Linked DNA regions of Homo sapiens: all the other regions are linked to region 1. A link is a loop called in an ENCODE intact Hi-C map of the cell type or tissue named here. Cell type or tissue: CD4-positive, alpha-beta T cell. All regions are shown on one strand.

What was found. Peaks named below come from ENCODE experiments on the same cell type or tissue, not always from the same donor. Only the 100,000 strongest peaks of a DNase experiment are listed, where the experiment ranks them.
Region 2: it touches region 1 in a loop (2.0-fold over the local background); 66 of 110 quality-filtered maps call a loop at or near these places.
Region 3: it touches region 1 in a loop (10-fold over the local background); 28 of 110 quality-filtered maps call a loop at or near these places.

What each region holds. Positions count from the first base shown.
Region 1 is chr13:23,574,633-23,582,632 of GRCh38, forward strand. The region is part of intron 1 of TNFRSF19 (TNF receptor superfamily member 19); the gene reads left to right. Among named protein-coding and RNA genes, the nearest start is that of TNFRSF19, 8.2 kb to the left of the region's middle. RefSeq lists an enhancer at 219-368 and silencers at 4,609-5,088, 5,289-5,348. In CD4-positive, alpha-beta T cell, a CTCF peak has its summit at 4,239 (motif pointing right); DNase peaks (open chromatin) are centred at 4,229 and 4,659; H3K4me3 peaks cover 1,790 bases; H3K27ac peaks cover 385 bases; H3K27me3 peaks cover 1,016 bases.
Region 2 is chr13:23,463,567-23,471,566 of GRCh38, forward strand. It overlaps LINC00327 (long intergenic non-protein coding RNA 327), which reads left to right and starts at 5,946. Exons shown (of 3, transcript NR_038995.1): 1 at 5,946-6,625; 2 at 6,948-7,124. RefSeq lists a silencer at 2,727-3,006 and an enhancer at 3,117-3,276. In CD4-positive, alpha-beta T cell, CTCF peaks have their summits at 3,386 (motif pointing right) and 3,600; DNase peaks (open chromatin) are centred at 2,865 and 3,305; H3K4me3 peaks cover 955 bases.
Region 3 is chr13:23,370,343-23,378,342 of GRCh38, forward strand. It overlaps SACS (sacsin molecular chaperone), which reads right to left. Exons shown (of 10, transcript NM_014363.6): 3 at 4,777-4,927; 4 at 736-823. It also overlaps the pseudogene RPLP1P13. Among named protein-coding and RNA genes, the nearest start is that of SACS-AS1, 45 kb to the right of the region's middle. RefSeq lists silencers at 4,636-4,705, 4,746-5,555. In CD4-positive, alpha-beta T cell, a CTCF peak has its summit at 4,899; a DNase peak (open chromatin) is centred at 5,279; H3K4me3 peaks cover 860 bases.

The DNA.
Region 1 (8,000 bases):
TCTTTCTGTGATGGCAAGGCCAGTCCAAGCCACCCTGGAAGAATGAGTGATTTTGTCCCCTTTAAAGGATGGTTCTTTAAAACGTTGTCCACCTGGGTGAGCTCTGTGATGGGAGGGCAGAGGGAGGCTCCCTGGTGGCTGTGTTGGCTGTGCTTTAATTTCTCCTCTACTGTCACTAGTCATTCAGCTTTGGCTCCAAAGTTGTTACCTCAAACCCACCCACTTGCCAAAATCAATACTCACTTCTTTAGATTAAGTAGGTAGTTTAAAACCCTCCTTTGTGACTTAAATTTTCTCTTTGATGAGAAGGGGAAGGAGAAGTCATGTGGGGGTTTCCAATGACTTCATAAAACCATTCCTTCCAACATAACCCACTGTCTTTGAGAGGAGTTCTGATAAAGATAGTTTTCTCCATCCTGTTAAATGCCCCCCATTCTTTGGTGGCTCTATAGCTTAGCACCATGGGCTGCTGCCCAGCCAGCCTGGCCTCAAGCCAGCCCTAGGTCGGGGAGTCCACCATGTTCATCAGGAAGGAGAGAAGGAGAGTCAATGGACTGTCTCTTCCCTCATCGAACTCATGAAAAGGGTCTAGCCAATGAGGTACTCAGGGCCAAACTCACAAAGATCAGTGCAAGTGCTGCAACTTGTAACAACTTTGCTCTGTAAGTGTCTTGAGCTCCACTTACAGGAGGGGGCTATAAAAATAGCCTCCTTGGGTTTTTCATATATATTGGTTTACGCACCCATGGTATGGTGAAGATTATGTTAAGATACAGAAAGCCCAGATTCTGATTCCAGCTTTGTTAATTAACTTGGTGTGCAGCATTCAGGAAGTCACTGGGCATTGGCCTCACGGTGCTCCCTCAGCCCCATGCTGATAGTCTATAATTGGCAGTAGTGGGTATCGGGAATTACTTAAATAGCTAGGTCTTGGGGGTTCCTCCTCCACTTATTTTCTTAACTGTATTTGGAAAACTTTATTACTCTTTGAGATTCTCACTCTCAATTACTAATTCATCCAACAAATTTTTAATGAGAACTTACTATGTGCCAGAAACTGTAAACCAAAGAGACAAAATTTCATATTCTCCTGTAGCTTGCATTCTATTCCACTTTTTTCCCAAGGAATAGTGATTTACACTAGAAATGACTAGAAGTTAGGCAATTTTTCATTAGCTTTGCTACCAGCGAGCTAATTTATCACTGAAACTATTCTTTCAGGGGTTTTTCAAGTTTTCCTTAGTTCAACTTTTGGGGAAAAATATTTTAAACAAATGCACTTTGTGTCAGCTCAGATATTGCTAAAACTATCTTCAGAAAACTAACTTTTAACATAAATCTTAAAAACAAACACCTCTATCAAGATTGTCATAGCAATTTTGCTTTTCCAGTAAAAATTTTAACCCATTAATGATATGCAGTGTTTTAAAGGAAGTAAAATGCTCCCAGTCCTAATTACAAGCATCCAGTTTCATTTTGCATGAGCCTAAGGATCACAGAATTCTTTTTTTTTTTTTTTGAGACCGAGTCTTGCTCTGTCCCCCAGGCTGGAGTGCAGTGGCGTGATTTTGGCTCACTGCAACCTCTGCCTCCCGGGTTCAAATAATTCTCCTGCCTCAGCCTCCCTAGTAGCTGGGATTACAGGCACCTGCCACCATGCCTGGCTAATTTTTGTATTTTTACAGAGACGAGGTTTCGCCATGTTAGCCAGGCTGGTCTCAAACTCCTGACCTCAGGTGATCCGCCTGCCTCGGCCTCCCAAAGTGCCTGGATTACAAGCGTGAGCCACTGCACCCGGCCCACAGAACTCTTTTTATACTACTATGGTGCTCAATTGTGTGCCTGAGTTTTTGTTCAGACACTGTCTCCAAATCATACAACACTCAAATGAGGGAAAGTGGGAACTATAGTGTTTGTTCCCTCAGCATCTGAGGGGGACTGCTTTCAGGACACCCTCTTGGATACCAAAATCTGCAAATGCTCAAGTCCCTTACAAAAAATGGTATAAATTTGCATATGCTCTGAATCATCTCTGTATTACTTATAATATCTAATACAATGTCAATGCTGTGTACATAGTTGTTATACCATATTGTTTAGGGAATAATGACAAAATAAAGTGTACATGTTCAGTACAGACACAACCATTCATTTTTTTTCAAATATTTTCAATCTGCAGTTGGTTGAAGCCATGATGTAAAATCCATGGATGTGGAGGGCCAACTGTGTTTAACTTAATGAGTCTCTTTAAAGAATTAGATGAATCTAACAGCTGGAGTCCAGAGGTTCAATGTCCTTTTTCTCACCGTCAATGATCATTTATTGATTGATGCTAGGCATTGTAAGAGGATATATTGCTACTAAGAATGGCTATTTAGTAAGTGCTAGGCATTGGCCTAAGCACTTTAAATACCTTATCTATTAATACTTACCAACCATCAATGAAGCAACTCATTTTACATATGGAGAACCAGAAACTTAGAGAGGTTAAGTAACTTTTCCAAAGTCATGCAACTACTGAATGACAGGTTGGCATTGGGACCAGATTGTCAGATGCCCAAGCCCATTCAGGCTAACAATAGGTTCTCTCTCTGTTGTAAGCTAACAGGCTAACCGGGAAGATCAGTCAAAACACGTAAAATGATTCAAGAACTAATGAACTGAGTAATGTGTTACTACTGTCTCTAAGGACAAAAGGAGGTCAGAGAGAAGAAGAACATTTGGTTGAAGTCAGAGAAGGTAGTTCCTGAGCTGGCAGATTCAATTCCACTCAGAAAGCTTTGGTTGAACATTTATTTGAATGATTGATACTGTCAGAGATACAAATCGGAACAAAATATGCCCCTTCTCTGAAAGTGTTTTTAACTCCTTGAAGAAGAAAGTTAGTACACAGAATCTTATGATACAGGACACAATGGGCAAGTGCTAAATTGCCACAAACCTTGGAGCAAGGAAATACATAGGCTCAGAATTGAGGGAAAACTCGTGAGAGCCGTGGCTTTTGAGCGAGGTGCTGAAACTGGAGTAAGACAAGTAGGTAAAGCTCAGAGGTAAGATGGGAGAGCACGAAGAGGAAGTAGAGAGCAAAGGAAGGGCCACGCGGCGCAGTTTATAAAGCCTGCTCCAGAGGCGAGGCAAGGCTGGAAATAGGTGTAGGGCTGCACCTGGACATCTCGGAATGCTAATCTAAGGAGCGCAGAATCCATTCTTTACAGTGAGGAACCTCCTGTGACTCTTCAGCCTGACAGTAGCAGTGATGAAAGGCGGGAAGCGGGGTTGATGACCGAGGCAGTGCTGTGGTGAGGGGTGGGGAGGGTCTGCATGGTGGTGAAGGAGGTGGTGGGCACCAAGACAAAGAGAGGACGATGGGGGACTGCGTGAGACCTTGCAAAGGAAGATGCAGTAACTCAGCTTAGAAGTGCTGAGTATCCATCGTGTGCTAGGCCCCGGGATATCAAGGAATTAGGAGATGCCCTCGGGAGATCCAGGTGTAGCTGGGGAAGGAAACAGATAAAGAAGTTCAGCGGGATGTGGGAATGAATATGGTAGTGATGTGCACTGAGGGCTGGAGTCTGATCGGGTAGCCGCTGGGAGATGGGACAGGGAAGCACACACTTGCCTTGAGGTTCAAATTAGATAACGTACATCATTTGGAAATCGTTTACCAATAAGTCGTTATTGGGATCTATATTCTGGATGTGTTAGATTTGAAATATACAACCTCTATCAAGGTGTGACATCGGGAATAATATTTTTAACATTGTTCACAAGTACCTAGTATAGTGCTACGCCGTTGGAAGCCTGGGATCACAAGCTGTGCTTTTGGGCAATTAAATACAACAACCTATTCACTCATTCATTCAACAAATACTGATGGAGGGGCTCCAGTGGGCCTTGGGGTATAGACAAGAAACAGGGACTTGGGTCCATCCACACAGTGCAGTTGAGTGGGAAGTCAAAACCAACACGTGAGAAACGGTGGATGCCTTGGTACCAAAGTCATGCACCGTATCTTGGGTGAACGAATAGAACAATACTGCTTGCACTTTTACAGCATTCTACTGGTGGAAAAGTATTTTACAGACGCGATTCTCTTAACCCTTTCAGCAAAACTGCCCAGTGAGTCCCCGGCCCTGGCCCCGCCTCGCACGCGCTGGTGCTACAGCTGTGGTGCAGACGCCCTTCCGCTGCGAGGGTGCGGCCGTCTCGGGGCGAGTGCTTCCCGGCCTGCAGGAGGCGAACTCGGGCTTCCCCGGGAGGCGTCCGTGGGAACGCGCACCTGCGAGTCCCTGCCGGCTGAGGAGCCGAGGTCTGCGACCTCTGCCGACCTGAGCTCAGGCGCAGCAGCGCAGACCTGGCCGCCGTATCCCCTCTGGCTGGGATGCGGGCCCACGCGGGAAAGGCTGAAAGGTGGGGAACACCCCGGCGGAAAGGAACCCTCCCTCTCTGCTCTGAAGGAAAGTTTCCCAACACAGCCATGTTCTTGGTGGTCTCCGGTCCCCCATCCCCAAGCCCCCAGTCAGCCTCACACTCATCCGCTTCAGTAGCCGCGGAGTGGGGGCCTCCAAAGAACCCAGCTGCAGAGCAAGTCCGGCTGACGCAGTGTGCGCTGGGGGCGGGGCTCTGGACGGGGGCGGAGCCACGGCGAGAGCCGCGGTGAGGGCGGGGCCCGGGTGGGCGGTGCCCTGAGCGGGGCTCCTAGTGGGCGGGGCTCTGGGGTGGCGGCCGTTGCCGGGCTACGGGAGAGCGCGGAGCCCTGCGCTGGGAGGTGCACGGTGTGCACGCTGGACTGGACCCCCATGCAACCCCGCGCCCTGCGCCTTAACCAGGACTGCTCCGCGCGCCCCTGAGCCTCGGGCTCCGGCCCGGACCTGCAGCCTCCCAGGTGGCTGGGAAGGTAGGTGCGTCGCTGTCCCCGGCGCGCGGCGTCCCGCGAGGTCTTCAGCCCTCGCCCTGGTGGATCCCCGCTGGGTGGGAGCCGGGAGTGGAGGCGGCCGCCCTAGGGAGGGAGGAGCGCAGGCGGGGGCTGCTCACGGGCGGAGTACTGCGCGGCGAAGGGAACCCCCGAAGGGGCTGACCGGGTCTCGGGGCCGTGACAGGCGGCGAGGCGGTGGGAGGGGAGCGTGTGAATTCACGCCGGGTCCCCGCGGGCGACGCGAGCGACGCGACCTGGACTCCTATCCGGGATATTGTAAATAGATCTGCTTGTGAGGCTCACGACTGGGAGCCTGTCACTCTGCCCAAGCCCGACCCGGCCCCGGCGCCCGCCCGCGTCCTGCGGAGGTCCCCTGAGCCAGCGCGCGGCTGCAGGGGTCTCGGGGCCGCATCCCGGACCAGCGCCAGCGGCGGGAGAGCGTTGTCTGTGAGCGGCCCAGGGTATATTCCTTCTGTGGGAAAGAGTTCCTTAGAGTTCAGCAGGAATTATTAGTATATTGATGAGTAGAGCCTGTGATAGATTTAGAGAGTGAGAAAGCCAGCTCTTACAATGCGTGTAATGCCATCTCATGGGACAGAAATTTGGCTAATATACTCCTGGAGATCAAGTTTGGCGGATCAAAATTCTGTGATCTGTTTTGATGGTAGTGCACTAGTCATCCAGTCTCCGTTCACTATTGTAAGAAACCCATGTCATTTGTTTGCATGTTAATAAAGGACTCAATATGCATACAAAATCATCACCATTGTTCAGTGTTTCTTTTAACTGAAACAGTTTAACCCAAGATATGTATGAAGACGTAGTTTTTACCCCATGACAGTTTCTTTGACTACAAAACCAAACAATTTCTTTATGTAAACAGGAAACAGTTATTGTTAAACATACCTCATGCAAACGATATTTCTTAGTGTTGTCATTTCATGATCAGATATTAGATGCAAAAGGGAGGATTACATTGCGTTACTTCAGGATTTACTCAGTACCTTTTCTGTGGTGCAGTTTCACCTTAGGCGTTTTTGCCAACACTGCTTTCATGTAGTCTTAAAAATTCCAGGCAGTGCTTATTATCTAATTGAAAGGTATAGAACTGGAGGGGTGAGAATTGAGTCCTAGTGTGGAAGACAATTTTTGACATTCACAGAGATGTGAGTACTTAAAAAGAAAGCTTCTTTGCATAACACTTATCAAATTGTTCTGAAAGTAAAACAAAACATAGAAATGCATTTTCATTTGCACAATATAGCCTTGGCATCAATGCATGAAGCATTATCATGAGCTCTGTTCTTTACTTTTTAATCTATGAAAATGTCTTACCATATCTACTTTATTACCAAAGCCACATGGCTTTACTGACTTTAGGAAACTTTTTTCCATAGTAAGTGCTAACTCTGAGAGGTGGTGTTAGTATTTTCAGAGCAATCATAAAAGTTATTTGTTTCTTTGGCCGGAGTGTGTCTTGCAACTCTGAGTCCAGGCTGGATCTTGAATATGCAGTTATGGACACATGAAGAGCATTATGCACTGGAAATTGCAATGTCGATGTGCCTTTTCTTTTTTTCTTTTCTTTTTTTTTTTTTGAAACGGAGTCTCGCTCTGTCACCCAGGCTGGAGTGCAGTGGCGCTCTGCGCACTGCAAGCTCCCGCTCTGCGCACTGCAAGCTCCACTTCCCGGGTTCACGCCATTCTCCTGCCTCAGCCTCCCGAGTAGCTGGGACTACAGGCGCCCGCCACCACACCCGGCTAATTTTTTTGTATTTTTAGTAGAGACAGGGTTTCACCGTGTTAGCCAGGATGGTCTCAATCTCCTGACCGCGTGATCCGCCTGCCTCGACCTCCCAAAGTGCTGGGATTACAGGCCTGAGCCACCGCGCCCGGCCGTCGATGTGCCTTTTCTATCCAGAAGACTGAATAAGGAACATTGCTCACATGTAAAAGTAGCTGTAAAAGAGATTTTTTAAAGGGACAGAACTTTTTTTTTTAACTTCAGATGATAATAGGCTTTTTACATATATTTTATAATGGAAAATGGATTGCGACATGTAATGTCATATGCTGTCCTTAATATATTAATTTCCTAGTTACAGCTCTGTTACATGAATTTAGGGCATATTGGGGACTTTTTAAACATAAGTAAGGAATTCTGCTAACATTCATAAAAAGAATTTGAGTCTCTTTTTTCACCTATTGCAATCTCTGAACCTGTGCTTAACTCAATCCCCTGTGGCCAATTCTACCCCTGAAAAATTAACACGATTCAAACAAAAACTCCAGGCATCTTTAGTAGGTGAAAAAAGCCAAAGCCCTTTTAAAACTGATGCATCAATATTTAAAATCAAGCATTAAAAAGTCTGAAAAAGGCCAACATGTTCTATTTGTGTTGACTACAGATTGAATAGGAATGCCCACTTGAATAAAACACACTCCCAATAAATACATTGATAGCTGCCTATGTGATAAGAGAGCCAGGGAACAGTTAAACGGTTAAATATATTTGTCCTGTGGCAGCTGATTATTAAATATTCACAGGCTTGGCCGGGCACGGTGGCTCACGCCTGTAATCCCAGCACTTTGGGAGGCCGAGGCGGGCGGATCAGGTGGTCAGGAGATCAAGACCATCCTGGCTAACATGGTGAAACCCCGTCCCTACTACAAATACAAAAAAAAAAAAAAAAAAAAAAAAAAATTAGCCGGGCGTGGTGGCGGGCGCCTGTAGTCCCAGCTACTCGGGAGGCTGAGGCAGGAGAATGGCGTGAACCCGGGAGGCGGAGCTTGCAGTGAGCTGAGATCGTGCCACTGCACTCCAGCCTGGGCAACAGTGCGAGACTCCGTCTCAAAAAAAAAAATAATAATAAAGATTTGGGATAATGCATATGTGAATTACCCCGATTTGATCATTACACATTGTATACATATATTAAAATATCACTGTCTCCGATAAATATTACAATTATTACATGTCAACTGAAATTCAACAAAACTAACACCCTTAGTGAGATTGATTCGCATATAGTAAGTGGCATATATTTAAATTTATAATTAGGTAAGTTTTGACATACTGTGAAAC
Region 2 (8,000 bases), 110 kb before region 1:
TTAAAGGGGCAATTAAGTTAAAATTAAAATCGAGCCATTGATGTGGGTCCTTATCTGATATAACTGGTGATTTTCTAAGACGAGGAGATGAGGAAACAGACACACGCAGAGGGGAGATCACAGGAAGACACATGGAGAAGATGGCCATTTGCAAGCCAAGGAGAGAGGCCTCAGAAGAAACCAAACCTGCTGACATCTAGAACTTGGATTTCTGGTCTTCAGAACTGTGAGACAATACATTTCTGTTCTTTAAGTCACCCAGGCTGTGGTGCTTTGCTATGGCAGCCAGAACAAACCAATACAAACATGAAAGAGGGAAAGACTGAGAAACTGTTCCAAATGGAAGGAAACTGATGAGATGTGACGGCTCAGTGCAACACATGATTCTGATCTTGGACCAAAAAGGAAAAAAAGGAAATACATTTTTGGGACAGTCAGTGAAATGTGAATGGGGTCTGAGGCCCAGATGATGCAGAATTGACGTCAACGCCCTGGTTGGGAGGGCTGTGTGGTAGTTACATAGGAGAGTGCCCTCGCTTTAGGGAGATCCACACAATAGTATTTAGGGATGATGGGCATCGTAGCCAAAAATGAATATGTCTGTAAATAAAGACAAAAGCTGATGAAGCAAATGTGGTAAAATACTAACAACTGGGGAATATGGGTGTTCTTTGTACTCTTTGTGAAGCTTTTCTGTGAACCTGAAACCGCTTTTTTTTTTTTTTTAAGGTTGAAAATGATGTCTTGGGATCCCTTGTGTACTGTTGGTAGGAATGCAAAAGTGTACAGCCACTAGGGAAAACAGTGTGGTGGTTCCTCAAAAAAATAAACATAGAATTACCATAGAGTCTTCTGGATGTATACCCAGAAGAAATGAAAGCAGACACTCCAACTAATATTGAAAATGTTTGCTTTCACACTCATGTTCACTGCAGCATTATTCACAACAGCCAAAAGGTGGAGGCAGCCCGAGTGTCCATCGATGGATGAATGGATACACAAATGCGCTATAAACAGACAATGGAATATTATTCTGCCTTAAAAAGAAAGGAACTTCTGACACGTGCTACAACATGAGTGAAACTTGAAGATGGTAAGTTAAATGAGCCAGACAGAAAAGGACGAATACTGTAGGATCCCACTTATATGAGGTACCTAAAATAGTCTAATTCATAGAGACAAAGTACAAACCATTTTTAACGTAAGATGGCTTGACTTATGGTTTTTTTACTTTACAGTGGTGAAAAATCAGTATGCATTCAGTAGCAACTGTACTTTGAGTACCCATATGATATGGTTTGAATTCTCACCTTGAATTGTAATAATCCCCACATGTCAAGGGTGGAGATAACTGAGTCATGGGGGCAGTTTCCACCATACTGTTCTCATGATAGTGAATAAGTCTCATGATATCTGATGGTTTTATAAATGGGAGTTTGCCTGCACAAGCTCTGTCTTGCCTGCCTGCCTTGCCTGCCTGCCGCCATGTAAGATGTGACTTTGCTCCTCCTTTGCCTTCTGCCATGATTGTGAGGCCTCCTCAGCCATGTGGAACTGTGAGTCAATTAAACCTCTTTCCTTTATAAATTACCCAATCTCCCATATGTCTGTATCAGCAGTGTGAGAACACACTAATACACCATAGAACCATTCTGAGCATTTACTGAGCACTTACTATTAGAGCTTCTCACTTTTAGTACAGTATTTAATACATTACGTGGGATATTTTGTACTTTATTGGAAAATAAGCCTTATGTTAGGTGATTTTGCCCAACTGTAGGCTACTGTGAGTGTTCTGAGCACGTTTAAGGTAGGCTGGGCTAAGCTGTGATGTTCAGTAGGTTAGGGGCATGGAATGCATTGTCAACTTTCTGTGGGTTTATCTGGACCTAACCCCATCATAAGTCAAGGAGCATCTGTAGAATGGTGGTTTTTCAGGAGCTAGGGGAAGGGGAATGGGAAAATGTTGTTTAATGACTGTGGAGTTTCAGTTTTACAAGATGAAAAGTGTTCTGGAGTGTGGCTGCACAATGGTGTGGATGTTCTTAACACTGCTGAAGAGGACACATACAAATGATTAAGATGGTAAATGTTTTTATGTGTATTTTTACCCCAAATACTTTTCAAAAAATATCTTGGCTATTATTTATCTCCTTATATATATGTCTTTTTTTGTTTGCTAGCATATAAATCTCTCGGAGGCAGAAAACATGTCTGAAATCTACAGCATGTAGATTTCATACAGGGCACAGTGGTTGACCAGTAATGAGTTCCTGCAGGAGGGGACCCTTCCAGTGAATGTAGACCTGGAAAATGAGATTGTCCTATTTATTCCTCTGAATATTCCCCAGCATCTATCACAGTGCTCTTTATAAAGTAAGTGCTCGGTAAACGTTCATTCGTGGTGATGCTAAGGACCGGAAGGGTCTTTAACCTTTTCTCTCCCTCCTAGCTCAGCCCTCACGGAACCCTAAAAGCTGGCTAAGGGGCCATTCTCCTCGCCACCTGGGCCTGCGTCTGCCGAATCGCTTCCTAAGGACTTTGACTAGAAACCAAAGGTCCCATTTTTCATCTGCCATTTATTTATCATTGCATAACTTAGGTAAGTCCCTCCGCCTTCACTGTCAGTTCTTCACTCATTGTTTTGCATCCAAGGAGTCTGGAAATAAGCGGGAACACCCTGCACGTGAGAGGGGCCCTGAAATTCACGAGGGGCTGGGGCTTTGCGTTTATTCCTCCAGTTCCGCCTGCAGCAACCCTGACGATCGAGCAGGGCCCGCGGGGGAGCGAGCGGAAGCGGGCAGCGTGCGCTGCTGTCCCGCTACCCAGCCCGCTAGGCTGCGCAGCTGCGTCTGCGGGCGGGGAGCCGGGGCGGCCGTGGGCTTCCTCCGGGCGCGGGCTGACGGCTGCCGCCTGTGGGCGCCCCAGCCCTGCAGCCGAGCGGGAGGGGCGGACCAGCGGGTGTCGGGAGCAGGCTGCAGCGGCCAGGCCTCTGCGGCTTCTCGGAGTACTGGGTCCACTGGAGAGCGAAGAGCCGCGGCCGCCAGGATTCCCAGCAGCGGCCGCGTGTTGAGAGCCTAGAAGTGGCCCCGAAGCCGTGCCTTTCCCGATAGCCAAGCAGAAGTAGGACTTGAAGCACCGAGGCTGGGATGCCCATGCTGGTGACGCCTTGGGGCTCGCAGTTATACTTGGTGACCGGTCTACACGGCGATTCGGTGCTTTCCGGAGTAGCAGATTCATCTATCTTTAGACCCACCTTCGTCCTTCGGCGGTTTAGCACGGCCTGCGCTTTCCTGCGAGCCCTGCTGTCACCCGAACAGCCTGATGACTTCACGCTCAACCACTGGAGGGCACAACCACATCATTTTTAAAAAATAGATTCCTCCACTTAAAGGACATGGTTTTGGGGGAAAGAACATTTAAAAAATGTAAAAAGATATATATCTATATCTATATATCTATCTCAGATTGTTCTGATATAAACTCAGGTGGGATTCTTCAAAACAGGAGGCTGTTCCAGTCTCTTCATTTTGCAGCTGAGAAAACGAAGGCCTTGGAGCTTGAGAACTCCAGTTGCCCAAGGCACACAGGTGGTGGGTAAGGAAGCTGATCATGTCTCCAAAGAATCCTTCCATGACCCAGGAGGATCCGGTGGGAGAGCAGGGCCGTCCACAGCTCAGCTAGGACACAAGAAGGCCCGGGGTGGCAGGAGCCCCACTGTGTGCTGCGGAGGATGGCAGAGGAAGTCAGCATTGTCCCGAAACTGCAGGATCATGTGATGTGATGGGAAAAAATTATGAGTACAAGACACAGGAAGAGCAGGTCACGGAAACACATGGTGCCCAGAAGGGCTTAATTAGTAGCAGCTGTGCGGGGTGATGCACAGAGTGCCCCAAGGGTGTCCTGAGTGAGGGTGGATGTCCCCTGCCCTCTGGCTTCGTGAAGGCTTCGTGAAGCCTGCCGGGTCACCCTTGTTTTCATGGATAGCTTCTTTAGGACACTCTCTCCACCAGTAATTGACAAAGTCTGCTTCTGTTGAGTGTCTGATAAAGGATTGAGTTTACATGATTGTTAAGATAGGATCATGAAAGAAGACAGAAGACGGATGTGAGTGGCCCTCAGAAAAAAAGCATCAAAGGAAACTGAGGAGTCTGTGTTCCGAGTTATAACATCAGTCCTGTGTGTAAGTGCTGAGTTTCAGCTCTGCCCAAGGCTAGGGGTTGCCTAGTCGGCTTCAACTGTAAGCTCCTAAGGGACAGTGCTGCCCCTTGAGATGACTGGGCAGCCATCAGCTTCATGCTAGAGGCTTTAAAGCAAACCCAAGATGGAGTCTCAGTACTGATTATTTGGGCCAGTGCCTTTCTTAACATTTCACGGATATATTCCTTTATTTTATTTGTTGTATTTTAGTACAGTTTTGCTCTATTCAGTCATGGTCATTCTTAGTTGCTGTTGTCTTTGTAAACTTATTTAATATCTTTTAAATATTAAAAGATTAAATAAATTATTTTCTAATAAATTCTTTTAATATTAAAATATTAATTTTTGATAAGAACCTTGTTTACTCTCAAGATTAATGTAGTAAATAAAGAAGACTAAAAACTTCAGAGACTGAAAGCTGCTGAGAATGTGTAAGAGAAACCTGGTTGTCAAACGCAATCCTGATCTTTTATCAGGCATCTGTATCAATGTGGATGATCTAACCGTGGTTAACTTCATGAAGAAGGAAGATATTTGATTTTCATCTGTTTAAAGAAACAATCTGTTTCTTCTAAAAGTATATACTCTAAAACACAAACCACTTGGCTGGGAAATAAAAGATGGTTATGCTTTATCATTTATATAAGCCTGGCCTTTCTCCAAAATGATTTTGATATAGCTTACAACAAAAAACGTGTTAGGCTTAATAAAAGAAGAATGGAAATGGAAACTAAGGATCAACAGAAAAGAGTATCACAAATACGGTAATACTAGCATATGGTAATATTATTTCTGTATTTGAGTGTAAAACGTGGCTGTGAGCTTCCTGGAGGCCAAGGCAAAAATAGAGACAAGAGCAACGTGCATAATATCATTAGCAGACAGAAAGATCATGTGACTTTTTAATTTTTTTCCCGGAAACTGAATCTAAAAAGAATCGCTCTATATAATGACTCATATATATGGTTTTAAGTGAAAAAATGATGAACACTGTCCTCCATGAGAGTTTTGGCACAAATTGAAGGAGGTAAGAACTGATATTGAAGCACAACTCAGTGAAGTTAATCCTGTCAGGCTAGGTTCACACAAGAAAACTTCTGACAAAATCCTAGAATTCCGGCAAATGCAGGCATGGAATGAGAGATTCCTATTCCATCTGCCTCGTTGTGCCTGGGGCCAGGCCTGAGTGTTGAAGACAGCTTGTTCCAATGTAAGATCAAATGAGATTGTTCATAACAGGAGTCTGCAGGAATATGGCACCTCTGATTTGAAATGATGGATGATTTTCATCAGCCGTGTATCTGCTTCCTTGGCAGCACCCCAAGTGCAGACCCCAGGCTGTTTCAGTGTGTCATCTGGCAGGCCCAAACAGAGGATGTCTCAATTGTGCATGTGTAACACAGCTTTAATTCATAATTTCATTTCTGGATGGAATTTTGAGCAGATGGGCATTGCTGTCCTTTTTAATGGTAAAAAATCAATGAAAGACACCGTGGTTTTGAAATTAATGAGCACTTGAAAAATACCAGCTTTGTTTGGCTTTGCGTTTTCTTTTTTCCTCTCCTCCTAAGTTGTTTGCAGCAAAATATTCAATTGAAAACTCAACATGTCCACTGCCTCCCAAAAAAAAAAAAAAATTCTGTGGAAAGTCTCCACTAACAGGAAGAGAGAAGTTCTTCACAGTTTGGTTTTATTTTTCAATGATAGTCATTGCCTCATTTTTAAAGCATTTATAATAAATTAAGCAAGTAACACTTGTGTACCAGTTTCTAATCAGTTTCTAATGTGCCTGGAACTTGCTGGGCTACAAAGAAAAGGATCAACTATTTTTTTTCCTGCACCCAAAGATATTGCAATCTTATCGGAGAAGGGAAACTGAGGCATGTGTTACAGTTAGAGGACTAGGAAGCACTAATCTGTGTCAGACTCCAAAGTGCAAATTCAAAGGAAAGACCATTGTTGGAGGGAGTGATCCGGAAGAATTCCTAGCCCTTACCTGTCTCAGTCATGCTTCTTGCCAAAGAAAAAGAGAAATCTCCAAGTATCTTAATGCTTTCAGCGCTTCTCCAATCTGACAAATATTTATTCAGATTCGAACTGACTGCCCAAGCTTCACTGCAGCTCCTCGTTTCCTGTTAGATCTTTTTAAAAATCTTTGCTTAAAACATTGAAGGCTGAACGATGAGCAAGAAAATCTTGCCTGTGAATAAGACACTGGGAACTGCACAGAATCAACATCAGCTCACAAGCTCATCATCTCACGCACGGATTCCTGAGCACATTCTCGCATTCTTGCTCTTAATCCTCCCTTGGCGACCTTCTACTCAGACATCATCTTTTATGCAGAGAAGCAGGCACGTTTCTCATCATTAATTCTGTTCTCAGCCAGGTGTGTAGCCACAGAGCATACAGACCACAGGATGATGTGAGTACCCCAGGATGTAAATTTGTGCGGAGTAATTACAGCTCAGGCTTCTTACACAGCTTTGGCCACATCAGGACATGAAGCTGTCTTGCAAATTGCGGGTGTGTCTAAGCTCTTAAGCACATGTGAACTTTAACGCACGTGCATTCCCTACTCACATACACAATACAAGCATGCCACACACTCACAATCCAATTGGCTAACTATGGTTATTAGCAGGAAAGAACAATTAATGGTCCTTGTGGTTACAGTTTTGTTTGAATTTTCGCCTCATCAAAAATGTAACAACCAACTAAAGCAGGCTTTCCTCCTTTTTTCCTAGTGAAAGCATATTGACTTTCCTGACTTCTTATGACCACATTTGAGGAAAGGAGTAAGCACTGGAATCACCAACACAGCATGCTTACGGAGGGTGGTCACCAGCTTCATCAGCCTCCCAATTCCACGGAGCCCCTTGAAAATCCAGGAGCGCAGACTGGCAACAGTAGAGATTTAATAGGTAAGACCTTGGGTTCAATGGACAGATCTCCTACAGTTCCTGATATCAGCCCCTATCAGAAATTATATTTTACTTTGTGTATTTCACATATTTCAAATAGAAGGGGTCAAGACTAATAGTGACCAGTCTTCATCCATTTGATAAACCTTTACTAAACACAACTGCAGCTTTGTTCTAGGCAGCATGAATGGAATGATTTACAAACTGTTGCTGCTCTTTGGGCAGTCACTGTTTTATAGGGGAACTCGAGAAGCAGTCAGGAAGGAAGGTCTCGGAGGAGATGGCCCTGAAACTGAATCAGACTTTAAAAGATAAGTTGGTCAACAGGGTTGGAGGGAGGGAGGGAAAAGAAGGTTTTGAAAGATAGATCTTTCAGAAAAAGCAAATAACTTGGGCACAGACATGGGCACAAAAAGGAAAAGAAAAGCCAGGGCATTCAGAGAATTGCAGAACATTTTGCATGACTGAGTATAGGAAGCAAGAGAGGTCTTTTGAGAAATACGACTGGAGAGGTGATGAGGGGCCAGATCTTGTGTTACACAAAGAACCTCTTATGCCACACAAAGGAATTTGGATTTTTTTTTTCCTTTTAGGCATAAGGAAGCCATTGAAGGGTTTTAAACAGGAACAATGTAATCAGATTTACTCTTTGGAAATAAGATCTCCTGGTTAGTTAATGAACTCGTATTTCTTTTTTTCTATGTTAACCATTGTTTTATTGTTTGGTCTTTAGACTCTATTATTGATTGAAATGCCAAAGTGATGGGAGTCAAGCGGCTTTGCCACTTAACCTTCCAAAGTTTGTTTCATTTGCTTTTAAAATAGTTATTATATTACGTGCTTTGCCTTATTAGTTTTGTGTACAATTAAAGCGAG
Region 3 (8,000 bases), 200 kb before region 1:
AGATAAGTACGTACCATGAAACCATCAAACTATCATTGTCAGTGCCATAAACTTATCCATCATCTCCAAAAGTTTCCTCCCATCTCTTCTGTTGTGCTTTATTAAACTTTTATGGTAAGAGTAATTAATATCAGATCTACCCTACCCACTTAGTAAGTTTTTAAGAATACAACACAGTATTGTTATTCATGGGCCCTGTACTGTATAGAAGATCTCCAGATCTTCTTTATTCATATAGCAAACTTTGTACCTTTGGCCAATGACACCCCATTTCTCCCTGCCCCCACCCTCTGGCAACCACCATTCTACTCCCTGCTTCTTTGTTAAAACTCAATCTCGGCTGGGAGCGGTGGCTCACGCCTGTAATCCGAACACTTTGGGAGGCCAAAGACGGTGGATCACTTGAGGTCAGGAGTTCAAGACCAGCCTGGCCAACATGGTAAAACCCTGTCTATACTAAAAATGTAAAAATTAGCTGGGCGTGATGGCAGGCACCTGTTTTCCCAGCTACTTGGGAGGCTGAGGCACGAGAATCACTTGAACAGAGGCTGAGACACGAGAATCACTTGAACCCAGGAGGCAGAGGTTGTGGTGAGCTGAGATTGTGCCACTGCACTCCAGCCTGGGCGATAGGGCGAGACTCAGTTTCAAAAACCAACCAAACAAACAAACAAAAAAACTCAATCTTTGTGCAACCCAACATGGTATATACTTCTGGTAAAGTCAATATTATACCTCCCCCTTTTAAGCCTTTTGATTGAAGGTTTACAAAAAGATGACAATTTTTGGAAGTCAGATCTCCAATCTTGATCCAGTCAGATAACTGAAAAAAAGCAAAAGAAAATGTATGAAAAGCAATACAGTCTCTAATACTGTAAATTCAAGACATTATCTCAAATTTTTTCACTTAAGTAATGCTTGTTAAGTCTTCTTATCATGAAGGAAGTTGTCTGGAGAAGTGAATATTCCACGGAACACAGATTTAGTCAAAAACTTTATTTAAAAATTTAAGGGACTAAAAGATTTTTCGTTAATTACAAATAGATAAAAATATATATATTTCTCCATTAACATAATTTAAATTTTTAAATGATGAATCGGGATCATTAACATAAACAAAATCATTCTTCTGATCAACATTTCCAAAGTGTATTGCTCATAACAGAGCTCCATGAGACCTCAACACATATTAGAGGACCAAAAAAAATTGTTTTTAAATTAGTTTAGATGAATAATAATATGATTGCATAAAATAAGCTGGCTCTAAGTTGCTACCTACACAATGTTTCTTAAGTTTAAAAACAACTGAATGTAAACAGCATATTGTTTAGGTTACGTATTCAGGCTACACACACAAACATATATGCACATATATACAAACATAACACATATCCATACATACGTAAGTATACACACAAATGCACACATTTATAGAACTATTAAAACTACCAAAAAGGCAAGAGAATAATCAGCACAAAGGGGTAAGGAAAGAGGGACAGGAATACAGGCTGGGGAGAAGATGCACAGAGGTAAGTACTAACACTGTTCTTGTTCTCTGGTTGAATGACATCATCATAAATGATCATTCTATTGTTAAACAATTATTAAAAGAAAGCCCCAGCCTGGGCAACACAGTGAGATCTGTCTCTATTTGAAAAAAATTTTTTTTTAAATTTGTGTACAGTTTAGTTAATTCATTTTTAATTGGTGTATAATAGTCATTAATATGTCACAGAATTTGAGTTGTTTCTAAATTTTTGTTGTGAAGAATGGTCCTCCTGCCGAAGTACCTGTGCAAAGAGTGAACTAGTTTTTATAGGCTTGCTTTAAGGTTTAGTGGGAATACGTGCATGAAAGTATTTATAATCTGGGACCTGTAATAGCATACTCAGTTTTGTGTTCTAGAGATGGAGACTAGCATGAAAATGATGTACAGAAAGTAAGGAGACCAGGACAAATCCCTCATGCATAGAACAGTATCTGTAACACAGCGGCTCAATAAATGATAAGCATATTCTCAACACATTTTACCAAAACACAGAAGGAGCAACGTGCCCAGCATCAGTTACTATCTCCAGCCTGACCTCTCTCCCTTGAGTTTCAGTTCCAGATTTGCAGCTGCCTACTGAACATCACTATCTAGCAGAGACTTTAGAATTGGTTAGAATTAGCTTTATCCCATTCATACTAGAAATAGGAAATCAGTCCCCAATACATGAATTAATTTGGCAACTGTTACATATACACAGGCAGGACAGGAAGTAGGACCTAAGGCACCCACCTCTCCGCTTCCTAGTTTCCTAGATGCTATGCTGCCTTATGTCTCACCAACAGCTGAACTATATATAAAAGCAAACTGGTCATCATACTTCCCCCTCTGTATGTGCTTATCTCTGATGATTACGTCTTTATTTTCTTGGTCTGACTCAAAGCTTGCCAACGTCCTTGGCAAGACCTTCCAACTTATTCTACACCCATCCCCCACATCCACATCCATTTGGTACCAAATTGTGGCAATTTTGACTTTTGCAAAGTCTCTTGTATATCCTTTCCTTTGGTTTCACCTTTACAGCTACAGTCCAGAACCTCATTACCTCATACCAGGACGAAAGGGTCCTACTTAGACCCCTGTCTACCCACACCCCCAATCCCAAACAGTCAACACACCCTGCCACTTTCACCATCCCATATCCATGCTTTGCAGGGACACCCTGCAAAAGCACTTCTAAATGGCAGGGCTAGCCACAACGGAGGCTTTCAGTGTGACCACATCTAGGGGACAAGATGATCAAGTAGAACCAGAGGAGGAACCAAAGAAGTGGGTATAGACCCAGGAGAGGAAGGTTAAGAGATGTCGGCAGGCATAGAGAAAGGAGTAAGAATGACAAACTGCTCCTTCACAAGTCTGCCTAAAGTCCTCAATCAGCCTCTCCAACTGCCACCAAGAGGTCCATTCCTTCCAAAGAAGCTAAGGCTATGCTGGGGTGAGGCCCTCACTTCATCCAGCAACTAGCACCCGGTGCAGCAGCACAAGCCCGGCACTCAAATGCCTCTGTCTCAGCGGTTGTAGACTTCACTAGGCCTTCATTCTACACTACGATGAGGTGTCCATCATGGAGGTTAAGATCAATGCCCTCATTAAAGCAGTCGGGGGGCTGAGCGCAGTGGCTCACGCCTATAATCCCAACACTTTGAGAGGCCGAGGCAGGCGGATCATGAGGTCGAGAGACTGAGACCATCCTGGCCAACATGGTGAACACCGTCCCCCCGCCCCGCGCCGCCTCCCATCTCTACTAAAAATACAAAAATTAGCTGGGCGTGGTGGCACACGCCTGTAGTCCCAGCTACTCGGGAGGCTGAGGCAGGAGAATCGCTTGAACCAGGGAAGCGGAGGTTGCAGTGAGCCGAGTGTTGCAGGCACTCCAGCCTGGCGACAGAGCGAGACTCCGTCTCACAAAAAAAAAAAAAAAAAAGGAAAAAAAGCAGTCGGGGGATATGCTGAACCTTTTTGGCCTGGCTTGTTTGCAGAGGCCCTGGCCAATGTCAACATCAGGAGCCTCCTCTGCAATGTAGGGGCTGGAGGACCTGCTCCAGCGGCTAGGGGTTCATCCACAGGCCAGTCATGCCCCTCCACTGCCGCTGCTCCAGCTGAGCACAAGGAAGTGGACGCAAAGAATCTGACGACTCTGGTGATGACATGGCTTTGGACTTTTTGACCCGACCTGTTTTACAGCATGTTCAGTAAAAAGCTGAACTCTTTAAAAAAGTAAAAATAAATAATAAAGACTTCAATCAAGTCAATGTCTGCATGCCAACGAACACCTTGGGGAACTGATCAGAAGGACTGATGAATCCCCCGAGGAGCATGAAAACAGGTAATAAATGTGTGTCAAGGAGGGCAAAGGACTAGAAAACTGACTCAAGTACACAGAAGGTCAGGATTACACTGAAGCAGGAAAAATCACAGATACCAACTACTTCACCAATAATATTTGTATCGAGTAGTAAGGAAATTCAACACCTGAAATGTCATCCTATACGCTCAAGTATTCCTTGTATTATCTGTTCAACTCTTTGTGACTCTTTTAAATGCTGGAAATGATGTTATCACATGAAGATGTTTATTAGAAAAAAAGAAATGTTTTAAAAGAGTTAACTGTCAGTAAAATGTCTTCAACTGAACTCTCCCTTTAAGAAAGCTATAGAATTTTAACCAATCTTAAAGAATACATAACAATATTCTTGTTTTCCAAAATTTTCTGACCTATCAAGTCAACCTATCACTTGAACTTTAAAAGTTTTAGTATGTTTACTCCCCAAGATAACAGGTTCTATATTAAATTATGTCTAAAGATTCTTTCAGTGCCAAATTTCTGTATCAAAAATGGAGAAAAAACTTCCAATATATCAAAGGTGAAGATATTTACCAACATTCTACTTAAACTTATTACATAAATAGAAATAAATGAGTAATGATTAAATCACTTCATTGATGATGTCTAAAAAAAAAACTTCTGACTCCAATGTCCACCAAAAAAAATCTCTGAATTTCAGAAAGTGAAGATTCAGATGAAATGATGGGTGGGGTTCGGGGTGGGGGATGCAAACGGAAAAGGCAAGTGATGAAAAGCCACAACTCAGGACAAGCACAGGCGGCCACGCTGCCGGAGTCATTCGCGCCGCCCGCGGAAACCTGCGTCGCCCACCCCGGGCCCTCGACGCCCGCCGTTCCTCCGCGTGGCGGAGCCCAGCCCAGCGCCCCCGGCCACCGCCTACCTCGCGGCCGCCGCGCCACAGCCGCTGCTCCGACACCGGGAAGCCAGTCTCCGCGAAGATACGTTCCTTCACATCGCGCACGGTCCAGGACGCCAGCGCCGCGACGGTCCTGCAGCCCACGCAGCCGGGGAGCACGGTCACCGGGACCCACCTGTGGAAAGCAGAGGGACGCTCAGTCGGGCTGCGGCTGCCACCCGCCCGCCCAGCGCCCGCGCGGCCTCCACCCGCGTTACCTCTCCCACATCGCGGCGCGGCAGGCGCCCCTAGCGCCCGCCCCTGACGCCGGCGCCCGATCACGGCCGGCCCTACCGCGTCCACAGGCCCCGCGCGGGCCGGGAGGGCGGGATCCGCATGGCGCAGTCCCGTACGCAGCAGCCCGCGCCGAGGAGGAAACGCTAGAGGAAGCCGCGGCGGCCGAGGAGCAGGCGGGGGCGGGGACTGCGCGCTCCCGGCCCACTCCCGGCCCTGCAGGCGCCGCCCGCGGGGACACGCCCACCCGCCGGGACCGTTAGCTGGGGATCCGCCCCGCCCCTCCCGCCAGGCCCCGCCCCCAGGGAACGCCCATCCAGGCCCCGCCCAGTCAAGTTCTGTCTTGCCCAATCCGGACAGTTAGCGAAGGAGCCGCCCCGCCCCACTCGCCCACCAGGCTCCGCCTGCCAGGCCCCGCCCCGCCTGCAGAGGCGCCTCTGCCAGAAGGCAAACCCAATAAGGGTATACAGAGCGTACAGCTAGAGGACAGGTGCGTTGTCCCTTTTAGAGCTCAACAGTGCATTGAAATGCAGAACTAGGCATTTCTAGGGCCTGTGTCTCCTTGAACTCTAATGACTTTCATTCCATGGAAGCATCTCCAGTAAGATCTATAGTGGCCTCCGAGAAGGGAACGTGCTGGTTACAGAACACAAGTGTCTTCCACGGTTTCGTTCTGTGCTCGGTTTTTGAGGCACAGAAGTAGGATCAGTGGCTCAGTTTGCTGGAGGAAAGAGAGCCAGCAGCAAAGTAAGATCAGAATGCACATAAATGTATCCTATGACACGTTAAAAATATTTGTAACTTATTTTGGCAATATTATATTGTTGGTAGCCTGAATGTCTTCCCATCACAACCGCAAGCTCCTTGAAAGCAGGAACATGAGTCTTAAGAGTTGATGAAATCGCCCCACGATAAGTAAAGTTGCCATGTAATTTGAAAGTGTGTGGGGCTTAGAGGCTTGGGGGAACCTCAGGCTGTTCCTTTGGCTTATTTCTCTTAGGTATATATGATACACATTGCAAAAAAAAAAAGTGACATCTATTAAGGCAATTCAAAGGCTACATCATGAACAAGTAAACTTGTGTGCTCCTTATTTTAAATACCTTGAATGGAACAGAATTAAATTTTAGAGTTGCCCCAAAAAATAGATAATAAATTGCCATTTCTCCCTTCCCCCCAAAAAAAATTATTACTCAGAACTCATCATCAGTAGTAAATACAGAGAATGTTCTACAGCTGTTCCATCTCTCTTACCACAGTTAAAAAGGGAATGATAGAAGTCATGCATGCCTCTTCCTACTTGGGAGAGGTAAGTAAGTATGCTCCATCAATTGGAGGAGAATATGGTGATTCAGTATAAAGACAAGGCCAGAAAGCCCTAAGGGCCAAATATGTACTTCTTGGCTGGGTGCAGTGACTCACATCTGTAATCCCAGCGCTTTGGGAGGCCAAGACGGGTGGATTACTTGAGGTCAGGAGTTCGAGACCAGCCTGGCCAACATGGTGAAACCCTGTCTCTACTAAAAATACAAAAATAAGCTGGGTGTGGTGGCACACACCTGGTTTTCTTGTTGGAAAAACTATAAACTCATCATAGAATTTGATGGAGTAGTGAATCATCCTACAATATGGGTGACCCTTGCAGACATTCTGCTAAGTGAAAGAAGCCAGTCACTGAAGACCACATGTTGTATGATTCCATTTATATGACACGTCCAGAATTGGCAAACCCATAGACAGAAAGTAGATTAGTGGGGCTGTGGGGGGAGGGAACGAGGAGGCAGTGCTAATGGGTGTGGGGTTTCTTTGGGGATGGTGGAAATGTTCTGGAATTAGTAGTGCAATGTGCACAATTTTTTGAACATCCTTAAAACCAGGTGAATTGTACACTTTAAAATGGCAAATTTTATGGTATGTGAGTTATACCTGAAAAAAATTCACAATGTAGCTGATGTGAATGCAAAGGCTTTTCCTGGACCACCTCTGGGAACAAAACCATTTGAATGAAAACATGGAATGAAAAACCTCGGTTTTTCCGTGGAGCCTGGTGGTTGGTTTGTTCATTTTACTCTCTTCCTACAATGTACTCAGTCCACTACCAGAGTGGTCAGAACAGACATCTTTGCTCCCAAATAGATACATCAGCAGGATAAAATAAAATCTTCTTATCCTGTCCATGCCCTCCATCCAGTGCCCTCCACTTGACTTTCCTACCCACCACATTTCCTGCCAGGCTCCAGCACATCACATTCGCTCTCGGAGCTCTCCTGTGTGGCCTGTGCATATGTGTTCCTTCCTTCCCCGGTACCCACTCCTCCTTCAGATTCAACCTCAGCCCCAGCATCTGTGGTGGGAGTGACAGATACTTCAAGAGGCATTAGTGCTGCGAGACTCCCGTCCAACGCCTGGCCCACTCCTCCTGGCCTTGTCTCCTTCTGAGCCAGGAGTGAACCCAGCACAGGGCTCCTGGATTCCAGCTCCAACATCCCTGCCTGGCACAGAGTAGTCCCAAGAGTAGATCCTCCGTGGGATATCCCAGTGGTCCAGATGGAATTTATTGGACAGGCCAGATTCAATTACCATGTGCCAGAAAAATGACAAAACTTTTCTTCTCTTTGTGCTCAGGTAGACACAATTGCTTCGCTTTTATTTTTAGCGACATTAAACATGCTTTGGGAAATGAGGTCATGTTTCTGAGTTAGCATTCCTGCCTTTTCTCCTTCCAAAGAGGGCATTACAAATTCCCTAGAGTGCTGTACAAAATAGGAGAAAACAGGATTGTACAGATTTTACATGGTGCTTTTGAGTCTACTGGTCATTTTAATGAGAGTTTGTTGTTTGGTTGCCAGAAATCCTGGGTTATTCAAAGACAGCTTTGCCAAAGAAAATTAACCAGTGAGGGCTGGAAATACAGTCACGCTTACATAAGTCAGTGAGTAATGCGAGAGGACTTAGCATTAGAAAGGAAAAACGTG